Linked DNA regions of Homo sapiens: region 1 is linked to region 2. The links are chromatin contacts, found by Hi-C in ENCODE. All regions are on one chromosome and are shown on one strand. Each heading gives the region's core, a stretch centred on a gene start or an enhancer-like site at or near the end of the contact. The rest is flanking DNA. Distances are from core to core; before and after follow the strand shown.

Region 1 (6,432 bases), core at 3,351-5,850, 110 kb after region 2:
CTTTCCACACACTTTAAATCATTTCTAGATTACTTATAATATTTAATACCATGTAAATGCCATGTGAATAGTTGTTATACCGCATGGTTTTTTAATTTGTATTATTATTTTTTTATTAGACAGGGGTCTTGCTATGTTGCCCAGACTGGACTCCAACTCCTGAGCTCAAGCAATCCTCCAGTCTTGGCCTCCATAGGTGCTGGGATTACACGCATGATCCACCACAGCCGGCCCTTTTATATTATTTTTTATTGTTGTATTATTATTTATTTTTGCTTTTTCAAACATTTTGGACCCTAGGCTGGCTGAATCAGCTGATGTGGAACCCCCAGGTAAAGAGGCTCGACTGTATTACTTTGGGCCTGTCTCACCTTCTCCCTAAAAGACCATCGCAGCTGTCCTCCAATGCCAGCAGGGTCTCTCTACCTCCCACCCAGCACTATGAGGCTGGGTGTCCAGGGCAGGGGGTGGCTGGGTGGTGGCCAGGTTGTGATAAATTCAACAATGTTTTTTTTCTCAGCAAATTATCAAGAACTATTTTTCTGTCTTTCAGGCTGGAGGTGAGGGATTTCTTTTTGTGTTTTTCTTTGAGACACAGTCTCGCTCTGTCACTCAGGCTGGAGTGCAGCAGTGGCATGATCTCGGCTCACTGCAACCTCTGCCTTCCGGGTTCAAGCGATTCTTCTGCCTCAGCCTCCCAAGTAGCTGGGATTACAGGCGCGCACCATGACGCCCAGCTAATTTTTGCATTTTTAGTAGAGACAGGGGTTTCACCATGTTGTCCAGGCTGGTCTCGAACTCCTGGCCTCAAGTGATCCGCCCACCTCAGCACCCCAAAGTGCTGGGATTACAGGTGAGCCACCGCACCCAGCCCTGAAGGTGAGGGCTTTCTATTTGCTTTGGGGTTTGGGAAGCCAGTTCACCACCACTCTCCTTGTGGTGATCATGGACGAGGACTGATCAGTGGTCGACCATGTGGCCCAGGATTTTAAACTCGCTTCACCCCTCACTGGTGGTGGATTGCAGAGTAACAGGGGGTGACAGCGACAGCAGTCTTACCCACTTTCAATTCAAGTCCGTTTTAACTAATCTTGTTTGAGATGAGGTGACAGCCTCGCAGGATGTTTAATGCCAGGACTAGGAATCAATTTGGTTCAACAAGTCAACAGACACCCCCAACCCCCACCACTGTCAGGCCAGCTCTGTCTCCTCTGGCAGACCCTCCCTTGCTGCCCCCACTGTGCCATCTACTGAGTATGGAAACCATCTTCCTCATAAGGAGTTACTGATCTGGCAAGAGGAGTGTGAGCTCTCTGTCCAGAGGAGGCATGGGAATCGGGCAGGAGCTGCTGGGACCGTGTGGGGTGAGGTGGGATGGCTGAGGGCCCCAAATGACAGTGCAGAGTAAGAGTCACCTGGTGCCACGGAGGTCAGAGCGGGGCCCTGGGGTGAGCCTGGTGGGTCAAAAGGTCTATGAGCGTGAGAGGCAGGAGCTTCTGCCAAGCCTTCCCCAGGTGCCACTGCCTGCCCCAGGCGTGGTAACCCACAGCCAGGGACACGGGAGAGGGCGTACTCAAACCGTGTCATGCTTCAGTCAGAATGGATCCCCTTATAGACCCTTATTTTTCCTTTTGGCATCAACTCAAGGCATTTTACTCCATTTAAATATTTGCAATACTAGTTAATGAAAAAAAAAAATGTAGGCTGGGCGAGGTGGCTCACACCTGTAATCCCAGCACTTTGGGAGGCTGGGGCGGGAGGATCACTTGAGCCCAGGAGGTTGAGACCAACCTGGGAAACATGGTAAGATCCCATCTCAACAGAAAATTTAAAAATTAGCTGGGCATGGTGACATATGCCTGTAGTGCTAGCTACTCAGGATGCTGAGGCGGGATGATCGCTTGAGCTCAGGAGTTCCAGGTTCCAGTGAGCTACGGTTGTGCCACTGCACTCCAGCCTGGGTGACAGAGTGAGGCCCTGTCTCAGAAAAAAAAAAAAAAAAAAAAAAAAAGCAGTGGTTTTTTAGGGAGGGGAAGAGAGGAATATTTGCAATGCAAAATCAAACAAGAAACTCCCCAGACCTCACTAGACTACATCAGCATAGAGGAAAGTTCTGATTTAGTGAACACATAAAATATCCATGAAAGCAAAGTGCTTTATCACTGATGCTACCTAATAGTTGCCACAGCACCCTGCTCCCTGGTTTATGCACATTCTCGAATTATTTTATCTCATGCGTCTACCAAGTAGGTCCTAACATAAGGGCAATTTTTATAGATGAGGAACCAAAGCCAGGAAAGGAAGTCCTATTTCCAAATTAGCACAGCTAGTGACAGAGACGGAGCTGGAAGGCGGGTCCTTAACTCAAAACCCGTATCCTTACTGGAACACTGGGGCCCCAGTGGGGTCCTGAGGTGCCTTACGAATGGAGAAAAATGATTGGCACCATGTATGTCAGTGACCCGCATGGCACTGCCTCCCAGAGCCTGCACTAAACAGTTCGTTCTTACAAGTATGTCAGACAGACAGCTGTAGCTGCAGTACTGATGTGTGCTCTCTGGGAAGGAAGGATCTGCCAACCAAGGCAAATTTCAGAGCTAGACAAGAAAACTTCCTTGTTTTCATGTGATATTCATTACCAAGTATCACGAGTTGATCTTCAGTCTCACCCGCTTTCTTGCAATTTCTCCAATGCACCAAACACAGGGCCTTTGCACTTACTAACCCTTCTGCCTGAAAAGCCGTCCCCCTCATCCTTCTGTAGGTTTCTCCTCAATGACTCATTGCGTATAGCAAGGACTCTGTAAATATTTGTCGCATGAATGAATGAGTCCCGCCTAGTTATTTTCTTATGCACAGATCTGATAACCTCTAGCTGGAGGTAGTGTATCCTATAACCAAGGGCAGCATCTTGTTCATCCTTGCATCCTCCTACACCCCCCGGCCCAGGGACCAGTTACAAGGGCAGGTGTAGGGCTGGGTTGGCAATTAGGTGACACAATCAATGGGAAGCACTGCATGGATGCTATGATCAGAAAGACCTGGGGGCCTGTCTAGGTTTAGCATTATTGATTTGCGATGTGTGCCAAGGGCAGGGGTGGGGTGCAAAAGTGCAGTCCTCATGGCCACCACACCAGCTAGCCAAGGGATCCTGGAGGCCCAAGAGAAAGCTGGATTGGGAGGGGAGAGCAGGGCAGTCCTGGCCAGTTTTGGCCAGCTTGGGGAAGCTCAGGAGACAGGCCACTACCCCATGTGGCAGTAGGTGCCAATGGGCTCAGGTACCAACTGATGCTGCCCCCAGCTGCTCCCTCTGCTCCTGGATAGTCCTTCAAGAGGAATGTTTGCAAGCACAGGTACCTTCCCTCTTCCTCAGCCATGACTACACAGCATTTGTGGCTCATGCAGGAAGACACAGGGGCTCAGAGGAGTGGCCATTTGTCCCAAAGATATCTCAGAACTGGGCAGAGGCAGAACTGGCTAACATAACTGCAGTGGGCCGTTTAGCCCCCTTAACATGACTTGGTATCTGCTAGAGTTTCACATGCATGTATGCAGAGATCCCAGCCACCTCTGGGCTCCAGGAGCCTAGTGTGGATGCAACAGGAAGGCCCAGGCTCTGGAACCTTCTGCAGAGCCTAGCTCATGTCCCCCACCTGACGCAGAAACAGGGAGGTGCTGAAGCATGTGCCCTGTCTGTGCTACAGGCCCCATCCACGTAACCTGAGAGAGGGGGCCTCAGGAGCACTGGCACCTGCTGCTCCAGGCCAGGAGCAAGGAACTCCAGGGACCACCTCCCCTCAGTCTCCTTCCCCACTGGCGGCTCACAGGCTGGACAGGGCTCCAGCCAGCAGGGGGCGCGCGCGTTCACCTCGGGGCCAGGTTGGCTGAAAGCCCCTCTCCCGTTCCCCTCTTCTAGAGCAAAAGTCTTCCAAAGCCTTGACCTCTTAGACAACGCTACTTTAGTGACCGAAGCACTTTTCCTTTCCCTTTCATGCGAGTTTTTTGCAACCATGGGTGGCTAGTATCAATGCCTCCACTTTCAAGGTGAGGAGAGGAACTGGGGAGGTTGAGCATTTGCTGCAATATCACCGTGGCCAGCAGCGCAAGAGAGCCAGGGTCCCCATTTGCCACCCATGAACCAGTCGGCCTTCCTCGCCCCACGCTGGAGATAGAGGAGGGAAGAAAGAACTAGCCGAGCAAAACCCCAAAAAAGGAATCCTTTCTCCCCAGAGATTATGAAATCAAAGAACATTTTGTTGCTTCTTGGAAATTCTTCCCCTTACGGAGGCTACACAATTGAACAGGGTTTTCATTATTATGACTATGATTATTAAAGTTGTTGGTCTAGTTCCCGCCTCCTTCTTTGCAAACTTTCGCACGGACTGAGAAACACAAGCGTTTACCTGGGTGCATGCTGGGACGGGGCGAGCAGGTAGTGCAGGCTTCCAGGCCTCTCCTGCCCCGGAGCTTGGCTGCAGGACTCCCGCAAAATCTCCAAATGCCCCCGATCTGCGTGGTCACCGAGAAGCAGCCCGGCTCGGAACAAGCCCAGGCAAGCCCAGGCAGAGCCCGCCGCCGGGTCCTCCTTCCTGCTCGTGCCACCAGGCCCCGGGGCCGCGACGCGTCTCTCCAGCCCGGGATCCGGGGAGCTGGGCTGTCCCCAGACCGACGGGACAGCGGCATCTCCTCCACCTGAAAAGGAAAGAGGACCAGGTGGGGGCCAGGCAGGGCGCATGAAGGCGGCGCCAGCACCGCGCGATCCGAATCACGTCGGTGCGGGGGAGGGGTCGGAGCCTGGCCTCGGCCTAGGGCGCAGATGCGGTGCGCACCGCAGGGGGGCGGCGTGGGGTGCGGGGCCAGTCCCGCCGGGCACGGGGTCCTGGTCCTCATCCCCTTCACCGCCGCCGCCCGCCTGGGCTGGCGTTTCCCCAGCGAGAGCGCGTAGTTTGCGCAGCGCCCCTCGCCCACGCCGCCGCTGGGTCGCGGGGCGCGCCTACCCAGAGCCGAGGTCCCGGACTCCCCGGCCATCGCGACCCTTCCGGGGACTCCTCGCCCCTTCGCGGTGGGACCAAGGCCCGGGTGGGGCCGGGACAGGGTGGTGGGGGGAAGGGGGACCGTACAAAAGCAAACAGAAACCACGGGGGGCTCGCCGCGACGCCCAGTCCGAGGGCCTCTCGCCTGGAAGAGGGAAGAAACCCACGTCCTGGACGCGGGTGTGGGGTCTGTCCCGGGTCAGGACCTGTTGTCTCTGCGACGTTGCCAGTCCGGAGAGCTCGGAGGGCCAATGCAGCCCCGGATTCAACAAGATGCGAAAGGACTTCTAAAGCCAGGAACCGGCACCCAGCCACGGCCACCGCCCGCCGGCCCGGCGCCCTGCCCCCACTCACTGCGCCCCCAAGTTCCGGCGCCGCGGGCTGCAGGGGTGACTTGGCTCGGCGTGCCTCGGGGCACGAGGCTCGGCCCCGCACGGCTCTCGGGTCCCGGGGGGCTGGGGTGGGAAGGGACATGGCCGGCGCGCGGCGCTGGGGAGCCGGGTGCGCCAGGCTGGGGACCTTGCGTGGGGCAGGGCTTGGCTCAGCCGAGGGGCCGCGGCTCAGCCCCCCTCACCGGCCTTAAAGGTTCCCAGAGACGCAAAGTCGGACGCGGGTCCTGAGCGCGGAGCTACAGGGGGGAGCATGGGGCAGCCCCCAAGGCGCGCTCCCTGCATTTCCCACCCTTTCCACGCTGCCCTGCGCGCACGGTCGGGCGCCCTTGGGGTGGGCAGGGAGGCGCGGGCAGGGGCAGCGCCGAAGACCTCCCGCCGCCATGGAGAAGGGGCTCCCCACCCACCCTCCTGCCCCAACCATTATAGATCCCAGCCAGTGCGCCCCGCGCCCTTCCGGGACAAGCTGCCCCCAGGACCACCGTGCCCCAGTATCAAGCGGACAGCAAATCTCTCGGTGGCTCCTTTTGTAAGGGTTTCTGCCCTCAGGGTTGTTACGGGACAGAAATGGTTTCATCAGAAACAAGCCCTCCTCGCACACTCACAGTTTGCAGGACTCCGAACTGGGCCCGCGAGATCTCCACCTGCGCAAAACGAAAGGGCGGATTCTCCTTGGACTCACGAGGCAACCGCTCCCCGGGGTGAGAACGGGGGACTCATTCCTCCGGCACTGGGAGAAGACGATTCTTTAGGAGGAGGACAGGGAAGCGAATGCTACCCAGGTGCGTAATCACATTTGGGCACCCTCGGGGGCCTGAGAGGAGGCCAGGGGTGACCTGCCCCCATTCTCACAGGGGAGGGGCGGTGAGCCTATTCTCACAGGTGTCTGTGATGAGCCCATGTTTTCCAAACTCCTCCGTGATTCTAGAACAGTGCTAGAGAAGCCGTGAGCCAGCTGGCAGGTGAGAACGCCCAGGTGCAGGTGGATGGCTGCAGGTCAGGCCTACTTT
Region 2 (6,817 bases), core at 4,206-6,705:
AATAAAGATGCAGTACTACATTTTAAAAGGCACATAGTAGAAAGAAGGCTTAAGCCCTCTTTCTTTCTTTTTTTGCTTTCCAGGAGGGAGAACAAAAAGAATTTGGTACTGGGCTGGATTAGGGCATAAGGAAAAGGGAGGGGCTGAAGAGGATGTGCGGGTCTCTGGCCAGCTTGTTAAAATGAGAAGCCCCAGTGACCCCCAGCCGTGACCGGGAGGGTCTCTCCTTAGAGGCTAAGGAGGTTGCCAAGACGCTGAGCTGTGCTTCAGGGAAAACCAGAAACCACATTCCTCATGCTGTCAGTAAACCAGCTTCCTCCCTTTCATAATACAGAGAACATTTTGAGACTTTAGTAATAACGACCACCCCAAGAAAGAAAAGAAACTTTTTGGGGGATGTGTACCCCTTTAAATGACCGGGCCAGCAAAGCACTGAAATACAGCAGCAGTCACATCTTATTCCCACGTGAGCTAAGTCATCTGCCTGCTATGTGGACTCTACACTGAGTGTTGCCACCAAGTAGCAGTAAATTAGCCTAACAATGCCATACACCGGACACCACAGCGCATACTCTACAGTCAACAATGTAGGCCAGGCGCGGTGGCTCACACCTGTAATCCCAGCACTTTGGTGGGAGGCCGAGGTGGGCAGATCACGAGGTCAGGAGTTCAAGACCAGCCTGGACAACATGGTGAAACCCCGTCTCTACTAAAAATACAAAAGTTAGCCGGGCATGGTGGCACACGTCTGTAATCCCAGCTACTCGGGAGGCTGAGGCAGGAGAATTGCTTGAACCCGGGAGGTGGAGGTTGCAGTGAGCTGAAATTACACCATTGCACTCCAGGATGGGCAACAAGAGCAAGATTCTGTCTCAAAAAAAAAAAAAAAAAATGTATAGCCTATCACTAAATCAATGTCATTTCTCTAAACCAGTGAGAATTCCTAACAAACACCGTTTGTAATCACTCCTCTCCTGATTTGTCCTTTTTTCTTTAAAAACTTGAACTTCTCCTATGCTCTCCAAAGTACTTCCCAGTGTTTCCCAGGGCTACAGTCCTCAACCTTGGCCCCAGTACACTCTCTACATTCATTTTGCTACAGTTTCTTTTTTTAGGTTGACAATCCTCAAGGCTGACCTTCTGACAGGGTACGATTCAAGGTCACTGGGAAGGAAGCCCAAACCATCTCCCTTAGAAATCCATCCTGAAGTTTCTGTTGTCAGAGAGACATTCTCTCAGTTCAAAGCTTTTCCTTGTTAGGAATCTGCAGTCAGAATGCAAACACCCCGGAGTAGTTAGCGCTCATGGAGGATCAGTACTTCAAGCTATGTCACTTTATCACACTGTTGAACTCAGTTTCACAAACAGGTAGTGGGAGGGGCAGGGAGAGATGAGCATCGTCAGCCGCTGCGGTGGTTTGGAGCACAGTTTCTGGAGCCCAGGAGTGTGGGCTCGAAGCCTGGCTCTGCTGGGCTGTGTGGCCTTGGGCAACTCCCTGAGCTTCTCAGTTCCTTCACCTTTAGAATGGGGATAATGGGCCTGGCCTGGTGGTCCATGCCTATAATCCCAGCACTTTGGGAGGCCGAGGCAGGAGGATGGCTTGAGCCCAGGAGTTTGAGACCAGCCTGGGCAACATAGTGAGACCTCGTCTCTACGAAAAAATTTAAAAACAAGGCAGGAGTATCTCTTGAGCCCAGGAGGCTGCAATGAGCCGTGATTGTGCCACTGTACTCCTGCCTGGGTGATAGAGCCAGACCCTGCCTCAAAAAAAAAATTTTTTTTTGAGGATAATGATACCACCACAGGAATAAATGAGTTCACTGGTATAGAACACTTAGGACCATGCCTGGTCTGTAGTAGGTGTTACAAATGGGTTAATTAATCCATTAATTACAAATGAATATCAGTGAGGACCCGGAGAGCACAGAGGGGTGTCAGTTGCTCTAGGATACTCAACTAGTTGCTGGTGGAGCCACTCCACAAAAATGTGTCTTTATTTTCCAAAGCACTTCGGCATCTTTTTATTGAGGTGGGGAACTTTATTCAACAATCCTTTGTTTTTTTTTTGAGACAGAATCTCACTCTGGCTGGAGTCACGCAGGCTGGAGCGCAGTGGCACTATCTCTGCTCACTGCAAACTCTACCTCCCAGGCTCAGGCGATCCTCCCACCTCAGCCTCTAGAGCAGCTGGGACTATAGGCACGGTCCCCATGCCCAGCTAATTTTTGTACACTTTGTAGAGACCAAGTTTCGCCATGTTGCCCAGGCTGGTCCCAAACTTGTGGGCTCAAGCAATCCGCTTGCCTCGGCCTCCCAAACTGATGGGATTATAGGCCAGAGCCACTGCACCTGGCCCTCAATTCTTATGTAGTTGTAAAATACCTTGTTGTACCTTTTTCTTTTCCTAATCCATTTTATTTTTTTTTCTTTCAGACCAACAGTCTTTTCTTCCTGGCAGAAAGTCCTTGGTGCACATCTGATAGATGTCAGTGTTTGCCCTCTACATAGGAGAAAAGCAGGGCTGAGTGCAGTGGCTCAGGCCTACAATCCAAGCACTTTGGGAGGCTGAGGCAGAAGGCACACTTGAGCCCAGTAGCCCAAGACCAGCCTGGGTATAGTGAGACCCCGTCTCTTCAAAATATTTAAAAATTAGCCAAGGGTGGTGCTACATGCCTGTAGTCCCAGCTACTCGGGAGGCTGAGGTGGGAGGATTGCTGGAGCCCCGGACTTCAAGGCCGCGGTGAGCTATGATCCCACCATTGCACTCTGGCCTGGCCAACAGAGTAAGACCCTGTCTCAAAATTAAAAAAAAAAAAAAAGGAAAAAGAAAGAAAAAGAAGAGAAAAGGCCAGTGAGGCCACTGCCACACAACCACTGAGGGGCAGGCAGCTGGCTCCATACTGCCAGACGCCCTCCTCCCCGGACCGCGCAGCCTCTGTAGCCTTCGCCTGCCCCCGCATTTCTCCTTGGCTCCTACCTCCCCTCTCGGCTGCACTTAATGATTTCCCGGATTCTTACAGACCATTGGGATCGCTTCCTTCAGAGTGTTTTGGGAAGCCCAGCACGCCCCAGCTTTCTCCCCAAGGGGCAGGCTGCTCTCAGGAGCGGGAAGCCCATCCCCACCTTCATCCCTCTGGCCCAGAGGAGGCTTCCTTCCCTGGAGGGCTGAGGCAGCAGGCAGCTGGGTCAGCCCATGCCTCTCGCATGTGGCCATCTGAATCATTTCCTTTCGCAATGTGTTACTCAGTTTCAGGGCCTGCCACGTGGGGGTGTTTCCATTCCTTTCTGCAGCTGGACTTGGTGGACGTGGGGAACGTGGCAGTTGTGCCTTTCTCTGGACAGCGGAGGACCTCCCTGGACCCCAAACACCTAAGTCCTCATCACCTCCGTTTCTTTTCTATAAAATGGAGGTGATGACACTTGATTTGTCTAACACTTTCTTAGTTGTAAGACAAACAAGATGACCCAAGCGAAGGGGCTGAGTAGACTCCAAAGCAGTGCCTCTCAGTTGAGGGCTGGGAGTGGATTCTGCCCTCTCGGGGACATCGGTTGTCACTCCTGGGGGAGGGAGCTACTGCGTCTAGAAGGTAGAGCCAGGGACGCGGCTAAACATCTTATAACACACAAGACAGCCCCTACAACGAAGCGTTAGCCAGTGCCAAATGGAAATCACGCGGAGGTGGAGAAACCAGCCTAAAGAATGATTGAAAAGTAGTAACATTTACGATGGCCGGGCGCGGTGGCTCACACCTGTAACCCCAGCACTTTGGGAGGCCGAGGCGGGCGGATCACCTGAGGTCAGGAGTTCTAGACCAGCCTGGCCAACATGGTGAAACCCCATCTCTACTAAAAATACAAAAATTAGCCGGGTGTGGTGGTGCATGCCTGTAATCCCAGCTACTTGGGAGGCTGAGGTGGGAGGATCGCTTGAGCCCAGAAGGTGGAGGTTGCAGTGAACCTTGATCGCACCACTGTACTTCAGCCTGGGTGACAGAGCAAGACTCTGTGTCAAAAAAAAAAAAAAAAAAAAGCGAGAGAGAGAGAAAGAAAAGTAGTAACATTTACGGGGAACTCACTCTGTGCCAGGTACTTTACATGCATTATCTCATTTAATTGCTCCAGCACCCTATGAGGCGGTATGGTTATTACTCCCATTTTACAAATGAGAAAACTGAGGCACTGAAGAGTTAAAGAACTTACCCAAGTCCCACAGCTAGAATAGGATGGAGCAGGAATGAATCCTGGGGGCTTCTACTTCCCAGGCCCACTCTTTTTTTTTTTTTTTTTTTGAGATGAAGTTTCGCTCTTGTTGACCAGGCTGGAGTGCAATGGCGTGATCTCAGCTCATTGCAGCCTCTGTTTCCCAGGTTCAAGTGATTCTCCTGCCTCAGCCTCCTGAGTAGCTGGGATTACAGGCACCTGCCACCACGCCTGGCTAATTTTTGTATTTTTAGTAGAGATGGGGTTTCACCATGTTGGCCAGGCTGGTCTCGAACTGCTGACCTCAGGTGATCCACCCACCTCAGCCTCCCAAGACCCACTCTTAATCTATGTGCTACAGAGCATGTTTCCAGTCTGCCTATGGTGAGGGTCTCACATCCATGCCTGAACAAATGCTGTTTTGCAAAAATGTGCACTATCCTTCCTCCACTCCAAATATAAGCAGATGCTATTGTGATGAATAAATGCAAATTCTTATAAAGTGTTAATAAGTCAGTGTTACTTTTCTGACATTATGCATTTTCCTCAATCAAGGGAATCTAGAAAGTAAACTGCAATTACGTTGCAGGAGTCCATGAAAATCTTTCCTCTCTAAAACAAGGGAGCCTCAGGATCTAAAAGGCAGGAAACCTACGTGACAGATCTGAACTAAATTCAAATCAAGCAACGCCTTTTCTGAGTTTATCTTGCTTTCATGCAGCTCAGCTATGTTACTTGCTGAAAAAATTAACTGCCCTGAAGCCAAAAGCAAAACGAAAGCAGAGCGAAACATCTCACCAACCATAGAAGGATTTTGCAGCTAACATGTTTGGTTCAAGTTGGGACAAATGAATCCTTTGGGTCTCTTCCATTCAGTTACAGATCCTGCTGTTAAAGGCTGTTCCAGTAGAATGATTTCCACAGAGCACTTGTCTCTAAACCTCTCTCCTCCCTATAAAAGACCACCTGCTGGACAAGACTTTCCCCCTCTCCCCACCATAATCCCTCCCAACACAGAGTTCCCTCTGCAACACCAGGAGCCCCCCAGCGACTCTCCAGGAAGGCTGCACAGGCCCTGGCAGCCAAGCCTGCTCTTGGCCCCTTTCCCTGAGCAACACACTCACCCCTTCCTTCATGCTCTGATCCTGTTGCTCCATGCTTGCTCTGGAAGGGCAGAGTGCCGCTCACCTCCTTTTAGCCAAAGTAACGCGTGCACTGAATGGAGAGAGAAGACATTCTGGGTGCACTTTGGCCATGCCAAATAACAGCCAATAGCATTTTTATAGCCAGATTAAGTCAGAATAACCCTTTCAGGAACCTGGTCTTCCTTTCACTTCTGCTTTTAAATGAAACGTCTGGGGTTTGGCTAAGTAAGTGGGTGCCCCCTGGGGACTGCAGGCCCAGCATTGTCCTGATGGAACAGTCTACGGTATTTCCCCATTGCTAAAGTCTCTACCAGTCAGGCTCATGGTGAATGACTGGAAGGGTTATTTCTGTCAGGAACGCATGGCAAACAACAGCTGTCCTCCACCCTACATGACACCAGGTAATCTGAGGGCAACAGATTGGGCCACTAGAGACCTCAAAGATGCTCTCCCTGCCAGGAAAACTACAGTCAAGTGTCTCTTGGTGGAGAGTCAGTTTTGCCCAAGTCACCGTGTAATACTGTTTGGGGAAAGTTTCTCATTTTCTGTTTTTTTTTTTTTTTTTTTTTTTTTTTGAGACGGAGTTTCGCTCTTGTCCCAGGCTGGAGTGCAGTGGCATGATCTCAGCTCACTACAACCTCCGCCTCCCGAGTTCAAGCGATTCTCCTGCTTCCACCTCCTGAGTAGCTGGGATTACAGGCGTGCACTACCACGCTCGGCTAATTTTTATATTTTTAGTAGACACGGGGTTTTGCCATGTTGGCCAGGCTGGTCTCGAACTCCTGACCTCAAGTGATCCACCCTCCTTGGCCTCCCAAAGTGCTGGGATTACAGGCGTGAGCCATCGTGTCCGGCCTCTTATTTTCCATTTTAAGGAGCTCAGAATGACCTAGGGATGTTACTTTCTGTGTATTCATCACTACTGGGAAGGTGGTAAATACCTCGAACCCCTTTCCAGGCAGGGCAGGGAAAATGAGTCACACCTGCTGGTCCGGGTCCGGCCATCTCAAGGCCAGGCCACTGTCAGCCCCCCATGTTTGGCACTCATTCAGCTGCCACAGGGCACACCAGCGCAAGTGGCCAAAATCCAAAGTCTCACAAGTCCCACAGGTTTTCATCTTTACAGAACATACTCCCAGTTCTATTTGCTGTGGCGTAAATCCAGTTACTTTAGTGATTGATTCTGAATCTCATGCATCTTTAAACAAGCAGAGACTGGGAGCCTGTGTTAGGCACTGTTCCTTGCATTAGCAGCAAATCCCCAGGGTTGCTCAGGGTGGGAGACTGTGAGAAGCCTAGCAGCGTGGCCGTCTGTGTGTGTGTGTGTGTTGGGGGGTCGGGGGGGTCCCTATTCACAAGGGAGAACTCAGCATTCCCTTTCACCAGCTACTGCCTGTCTTTTTCTTCTGCGTATCACTGTCCTAGCACACTGACTTGTGACTAACGCATAGCAAGACCAGAGGTTTCCAATT

Evidence for each region. Hi-C counts contacts between places; a loop is a spot of excess contacts on that map. Pooled maps may share reads with other maps.
Region 1: a loop to region 2 is called in a pooled map, with 2.7 times the contacts of the local background. The contact joins the promoter of LNCTAM34A here to the promoter of SLC2A5 in region 2. A Hi-C loop is called at or near these places in 1 of 37 single-sample maps with no recorded cell type and 3 of 50 pooled maps.

Annotation. Positions count from the first base shown.
Region 1 is chr1:9,177,604-9,184,035 of GRCh38, forward strand. LNCTAM34A (long non coding transcriptional activator of miR34a) reads left to right here and starts at 4,601. Exons shown (of 3, transcript NR_132738.1): 1 at 4,601-4,713; 2 at 6,030-6,204. It overlaps MIR34AHG (MIR34A host gene), which reads right to left and starts at 4,735. Exons shown (of 2, transcript NR_132742.1): 1 at 4,404-4,735. RefSeq lists enhancers at 3,289-4,150, 4,063-4,212, 4,151-5,011, 4,323-4,672, 5,873-6,432 and silencers at 4,713-5,072, 5,383-5,472, 5,483-5,592.
Region 2 is chr1:9,064,180-9,070,996 of GRCh38, forward strand. SLC2A5 (solute carrier family 2 member 5) reads right to left here and starts at 5,456. Exons shown (of 12, transcript NM_003039.3): 1 at 5,325-5,456. The coding sequence starts at 5,357.